Linked DNA regions of Mus musculus: region 2 is linked to region 1. Evidence: chromatin loops called from intact Hi-C (ENCODE). Cell type or tissue: heart. All regions are shown on one strand. Each heading gives the region's core, and the rest is flanking DNA. Links, peaks and the distances in the headings are about the cores only. Region 1 has its middle 22 kb from the start of Gm33489. Region 2 has its middle 16 kb from the start of Gm33958.

What was found. A loop is a pair of places that touch in the nucleus more often than their neighbours do. Peaks named below come from ENCODE experiments on the same cell type or tissue, not always from the same donor. Only the 100,000 strongest peaks of a DNase experiment are listed, where the experiment ranks them.
Region 2: a loop joins it to region 1, with 2.3 times the contacts of the local background. A loop is called at or near these places in 2 of 42 quality-filtered maps.

The regions. Positions count from the first base shown.
Region 1 is chr13:44,066,124-44,069,030 of GRCm38, forward strand. No RefSeq gene overlaps it. Among named protein-coding and RNA genes, the nearest start is that of Gm33489, 22 kb to the left of the region's middle. In heart, for the core only: no CTCF peak of the experiment used is centred there; a DNase peak (open chromatin) is centred at 1,328; H3K27ac peaks cover 1,895 bases.
Region 2 is chr13:44,414,694-44,417,600 of GRCm38, forward strand. No RefSeq gene overlaps it. Among named protein-coding and RNA genes, the nearest start is that of Gm33958, 16 kb to the left of the region's middle. In heart, for the core only: no CTCF peak of the experiment used is centred there; a DNase peak (open chromatin) is centred at 1,418; H3K27ac peaks cover 1,818 bases.

The DNA of each region.
Region 1 (2,907 bases), core at 291-2,790:
TCCACACTTCTTCCTATGTATGCCCTGGACATGGAGGAGGACGAGACAAAACTGATTCCAGGTCTCTGTCTGCAGCGGGACCTCTCTCTTCCTCTCTGAAGCTGCTGGCCGATGAGAGGCAGGCCAGATCCAGAAGTCAACAGCTGGGCTTCAGACCCCACGAGGCACTGTCCCCTCTGCTAGAGAATACAGTCTGTGGCTTTTGAAGCCTCTGCCCTGTAGTGCTGGGCTCAGTAGAGTCTAGGTGGTTGGTTGCTAACAACTGTCACCTAATTGTCACATGAGCAGGATAACCAGACTCCTGTCCTCTAGAAGGTTCCTGCCTCATTGCAGCCTCTCCAAACTGAAGAATGAGCAGGGAGTTGGGGTACAGGTTGGTTCTTTGGCTTCTCATTCCTTGTAGGTTGACTGAGCAGTAGGGGAGGAATGGCCGTATACTGAATACCCTCCTGGTATGTCCCACTTCTATGCTATCAAGCAAGGTTAGTTACTGAAGCAAGTTAAGGTAAAGAAGCAAGAGGCGAAACCCAGAGGATCTCAAGTGGACCCTAACTGTTGTACCAATGGCAGGGGCTAAGGAATGGCAGATTAGGAGTGGCCACTTGGATCCCACTGTACCTGGGACTGCAGACTGTCTTAGCAGAGCTCTCTCACGGATATTGTGATGAACCAGCTAAGGGTTACTGCATCGTTCTTAGTCCGCTTGTGCTGTTCTAGCAAAATGTCACAGATCAGGTGGCTTAAACAGCAGGCATTCATTTCTTACAGTTCTAGGGGCTCAGAAATCCACGACCAAATGCCATTCAACTGCAGATCCTGGTCACACTCCCTGGCTGCCTTCTGGCTGTGTCTTCACATGTCCCTTTCTCTCTTCCTCTGAAGGGACAGAGACCTCTGCTGTCCCCTTCTCTTCTTGTAAGACCAACAGCCCTACTAGATTGGGGCCCACCCTTGTGACCTTATTTAATTTGAATTCCATCCTAAAGATCTCACATCCAAATAGTCACCGTGGAGACTGAGACATCTACACACAGACTTAAGGAATGGGGGACACACTCTGGCCATAGCTCCTGCAGCCAGGGAACCAACTGCAGCCAACTTTGCTGTTGGGACCCTTTCACACTTTGGGGGTACTCTAGGTCCAGGTATCCCAAGGAACCCCCATGTTCCTTTGTCAGGAGACTATGCTCAGGCTTCTGGTACTATCTTGAAAGGACAATGGTGAGAGTTGGCTTCCTTTCATAAATGATAGTTTTTGACCAATGAATGGCGGGCAGGAAGGAAGCAAAGATGCTCTGGTTTTTTTCAGCCTCTGGACAGGACAACAGCAGCTGTCTAGAGGAAACTCAGAGATTATATAAGTCACATCCCAGATGTCCCCTCCCTGATCCCTCCCCTGAGATTTACCCTGTCCCAGCATCTTTCTTCTTTGTGCTTCCCAGAGTTCCTGAGGAGGGCTTGCGTCTGGAAAGCCCAATAAAAATAAACAAACAGTTAAGGTACAAGACCCAAGACCCAGGTCTGAGCCAGAAGCCCCTCTGCTCAGATGTCTCCTCTCCACTTTAAGGTTTAGGCTCGCTACAGCATTCCTAAAGATCTGTAGTAAATGAAAGGCCTCACTGTGGAACAGCAGCAGGTAAAGGCTTTTCTGCTTTCTGGAATCTTCTTGACCATTCTAGCTCAAAGTCAGCACTAGCATCCTAGAGGAAACCCTGCTTCATTTTCTTAATTATCTCAACCTGGGCCTCATCAGCCAAAGCTTCCATTCCAATCACATCAGCACACCTGGTGTCTGCCTCTCTTCTTACTGTAGATAACAATGCTAAAGGGACCTTTTGTGGTTTTCTCCATCTTTGAAAAACTTTCCTAAAATAGCTTGGATTCCCTTTGCCTTGTTTGCCTGCGTCTAAAGATTCCTGAGAATCCTGACCACACTTTCAGAATTCAGCAGGAAGAGTGTTGTAGGGAGTTGGCTATCCATGTGCTTCCAAGGCTTCACCCCTGGAAGAGAGGCCAATTGAGAAGAAGGGGAAAATAAGTCAAGTTAGACTGTGAGCAGCATCAGCCTTTGGCCTTGTGGTAGTAGTGACAGGTTTGTAGCTTAGAGGGTCTTGCCTGTGCTCTTGACCCTCAAGGTTAGGTGGCCTGGTGAGGTACATCATCTTCACTGAGAGTTGAGGCTAGAGGAAGGAATGTCTTCACCTCGCACCTCAGCTATACCTTTGAGGAATGGTGCAATAGAGGACTGGGAAACAATGACATCCTTGCCAACAATGCTATTTTAATTAAAACAGTGGTAATTTAATTATCTTTTGATGGTTAAAAAAAAAAAAAGAATGAGCAAATTAAAATTCCGTGTATTTTAGAAAGGCCAAGCAGTTTCTGGGAGGTCAGAGGTTACTACTGGCAAGCATGTTTAAGGTAAAGGACATCACACCTGCTGTTTCAGGGGCGAACGAGCAAACGCAAAAACAGGCCGGAGAAAAGTCTGCCGGCAGAGTTCAGTGCTCGCTCAACTGGGTTCCAGATTCCCATGAATCTCAGTGAACCCTGGTAGAGGAGGCAGGGCTGTGTGAGAGATGGCCTCTTGCTAGCCCAATGCTTATTCTTTATTCCTTAGATAGCAGTGTTTCCACTTGGCCTGTCTTTCCCATTATCACATTAGCATACAGTGCTTGGTGTGCCGCAGATGCTCAATATATGCTTGAGAGGGATGACGGAGTTTACCAAAGCAACTTGCTTCTCTATAGCTCTCCGCTGAGGAGGGGAAGGAAAGAGGAGGAGCTGCTAGAAGGAAGAGATGCATAAAGATTCTAGGAAGATGGAGCCGGAGCGGGTGGAATTCTTCTGTTTAGATAAGAATGGGGAAATTTGTCTTTACCCCATGAAACCTGAAGTCCCAGAGGC
Region 2 (2,907 bases), core at 279-2,778, 350 kb after region 1:
GTGCAAGTAGAGTCGGCATGTTCTAGACACAGGCAGAGCACATGCCATCCCTCTTGCTTCTTCTTGATGGCTAAATGGAGGCAGATGGTTCTGCCCCTCCAAGCCTATAGAGGCACAAGAAGAAGCATGTGAGACAGTGGAAGGAAGAGGAAACAGCCAAGCAGAAAGAGACTGGTCCTTCATTTTTATAGATGCCCACTTTAGCCTTGGGGCGTCTGCCCCCAGACTTCACCCCATGAGACGGAAATACATGTTTTCTAACAGTCATTGTCGTTTCTGGTTTTCTGCTAATCCACCAGACACTTTTCCAAGTGCTACAGATACAGAAATCAGCAAGAAGCACACACTCCCTGCTCTTATCCAACCTGCATCCCAAGGCAGACCAGAGACAACCCAACCACCCTGTAGTGTAGAGTGTAGGCTGCTGAGAAATATGAAGTGTGGGTCTGGGGATGGGAAAGGGAATGGGCTTGGAGGCAAGCACAGTCCCCTGAGGCAGAAGCATTCTTATGTTCTAGGAATAACAAGAGGTTCAAATCGCCTTGTCAGCAGCATAGCCTATACAGACCAGGTCAGAGAATTAAGAAGGAACAAAATTAAAGGAACAAAATTTAATTTTTTTTTTTTACTTCCTCTTCTTGAGGCAGGGTTCTAATGTAGCTGAAGTTGGCCTTGAATTTTCAATCCTCCCCTCTTCTGGCCTCTACTTCCCGGTTAGATTTGCAAACATCTGCCGCCACACATGGGAATTCCGAGGGCATGGTAAGCATTTCAGTTTTTTTGTTTTTGTTTTTGTTTTTCGAGATAGAATTTCTCTGTGTAGCCCTGGCTGTCCTGGAACTCACTTTGTAGACCAGGCTGGCCTGGAACCCAGAAATCCGCCTGCCTCTGCCTCCCCAGTGCTGGGATTAAAGGCGTGAGCCACCACGCCCGGCTTGCTTTTCAGTTTTATGCTGAATGAGCAGGATGGACTGTGAGTTTTCAGCACATATCTTTAGAGATTCACCCTGCCTGATGAGTTAGAGGCTGGATTCAGAAACTGATGTGATAATCCCGGAGAATTTATTGGTGACCTGAACCAGGGTAGCAGTAAAGAAAGCAGGGAAGAAACCAAATCCTCGTCCTGATGTCATCTGCAAAGCAGAGCTTTTCAGGTTTGTCCAAGCTAAGAATGTGGGCTAGGTCAGAAGGCAGTGTCTTCTTGTAGGCACTCAATGCCCATTTCATATAGAAACGAAAGAATAGTTTGCCCAAGATGACCCAGCAAAGATTTTCAGAGCCAGAAATCAAATCCGGATGTGTTTTGTTTGAGAGCACACCCTTGCCTCCACCCCGGTCTCCTGCTCCCTCGGACAACTTCCAAGCTGGGATCACATGGAAATATCATAGGTCAAGACAGCCAGATCCCACATGCCTGGCCCATACATAAAACAGAAACAGGACAAAGGCACACAGCTGGACTAGTACCACATACTCCTGCCTTAAATAACCCCGCCTGTCACGTGAAGCACAAGACCAGAGCTATACCCTGCGACGCAGACAAGCCCTTGACCCTGGCAGCAGGCTTTACCAACTGGGCTTTAGCAACAGCTTGGGATTGCTAAAATCTGACCAAATGACTTTACTCTTGGCAGAGGCTGCTAGGCCATTCATCATCACAGATTTACTCAAAGGGTCAGAATACTAAAGCTATGAACCCACCGTGGAGAGGACTCAAAAAAAAAATCATGTTTTCAAAGTGTTAGGATTATTTTTATCATATCCTGACCCAGAAATATTAAAGCTGATGTTGGGAAGGTTTTCTGTCAACAATCTGCATGGGAGAGTTCACTCCTTACTCTACTTGAAATTTTCTAGCTGGAAGGTTTTCTCAATGTGACACAACAATGCAAGTGTGTTCGTGTTGCGGAAGCTTTTTAGAATAGGTACACACACACACACACACACACACACACACACACACACACACCACTGTAAGTAGTTAACCATGGGCCTAACACAGTTTCGAAAGTTTTCAAACATCTCAGGGTAATGCGCCACCAAAATTCCACAATATGAGATATGTTGATAGGAACCGAGGTTTCTTTCCTAACTTTCACATTTCCTATTACCAAAATTAGAAAGTCATCGCATCAACTTTTCTTCTCTATCTTCCCCCTTCTTTATTATCTCTCTTTCCTCCTCTTTTCTCCCCTCCTGGACCTTTTCCCCTGTCCCCCCCCCCACCCCCCTCGCTGGGTCGATTTTCTGCTGTACAGCCTCCCAGACCCCAGAGGTCCAACTGTTAAGAACACCAATTTCCAGCTGAGGGCTCACTCCAGAGAGAGTGAAGGATAACTGACACCAGAATTTATTGCCCCCAAAAAACAACCTTCTTAACTCAAAGCAAAACCGTAATTACGGGTGAGAAAGACACTCCCTGTTAACTGGCTGTGAACGAGTGATTTATTTACAAGGCATCCTCCCTCCCAGCAGAAAGCTCTTGGCAGTCACAAATACAGATTCTTGTGTATTCAGAGGCAAAGCGCAGAGGAGCAGAAGAGAGAGTTAAAAGGACATTCTGCACGGGAAGTGTGCCTCTTTCCACCGAATTTACCCCGTAAAGCCACAACACTAAGAGCCCCTGGAAAATCCCCCACTAGGGAAACAAACTTGCACCATGGCAGTGACAAAGACTCCGCATCCCCTCTCCTCTCCCCCCACTTGCTCTCCCTCCTCTCCCCTTCTCCTCGCTCCCCAAGCCCCCCTCCCTGTCTCTCTTCTCTCATCTCTTTCTCTATCTCTCTGTCTCTCTCCCCCAGCTATCTCTTTCTCCCCCACCCCCGCCCACTTTCCTTTTTAATGTGATTCTTTTCCCTGTGAAATCTCCCTGTCACTACTTACAACTTACAGGAAGGCAGTTCTTGC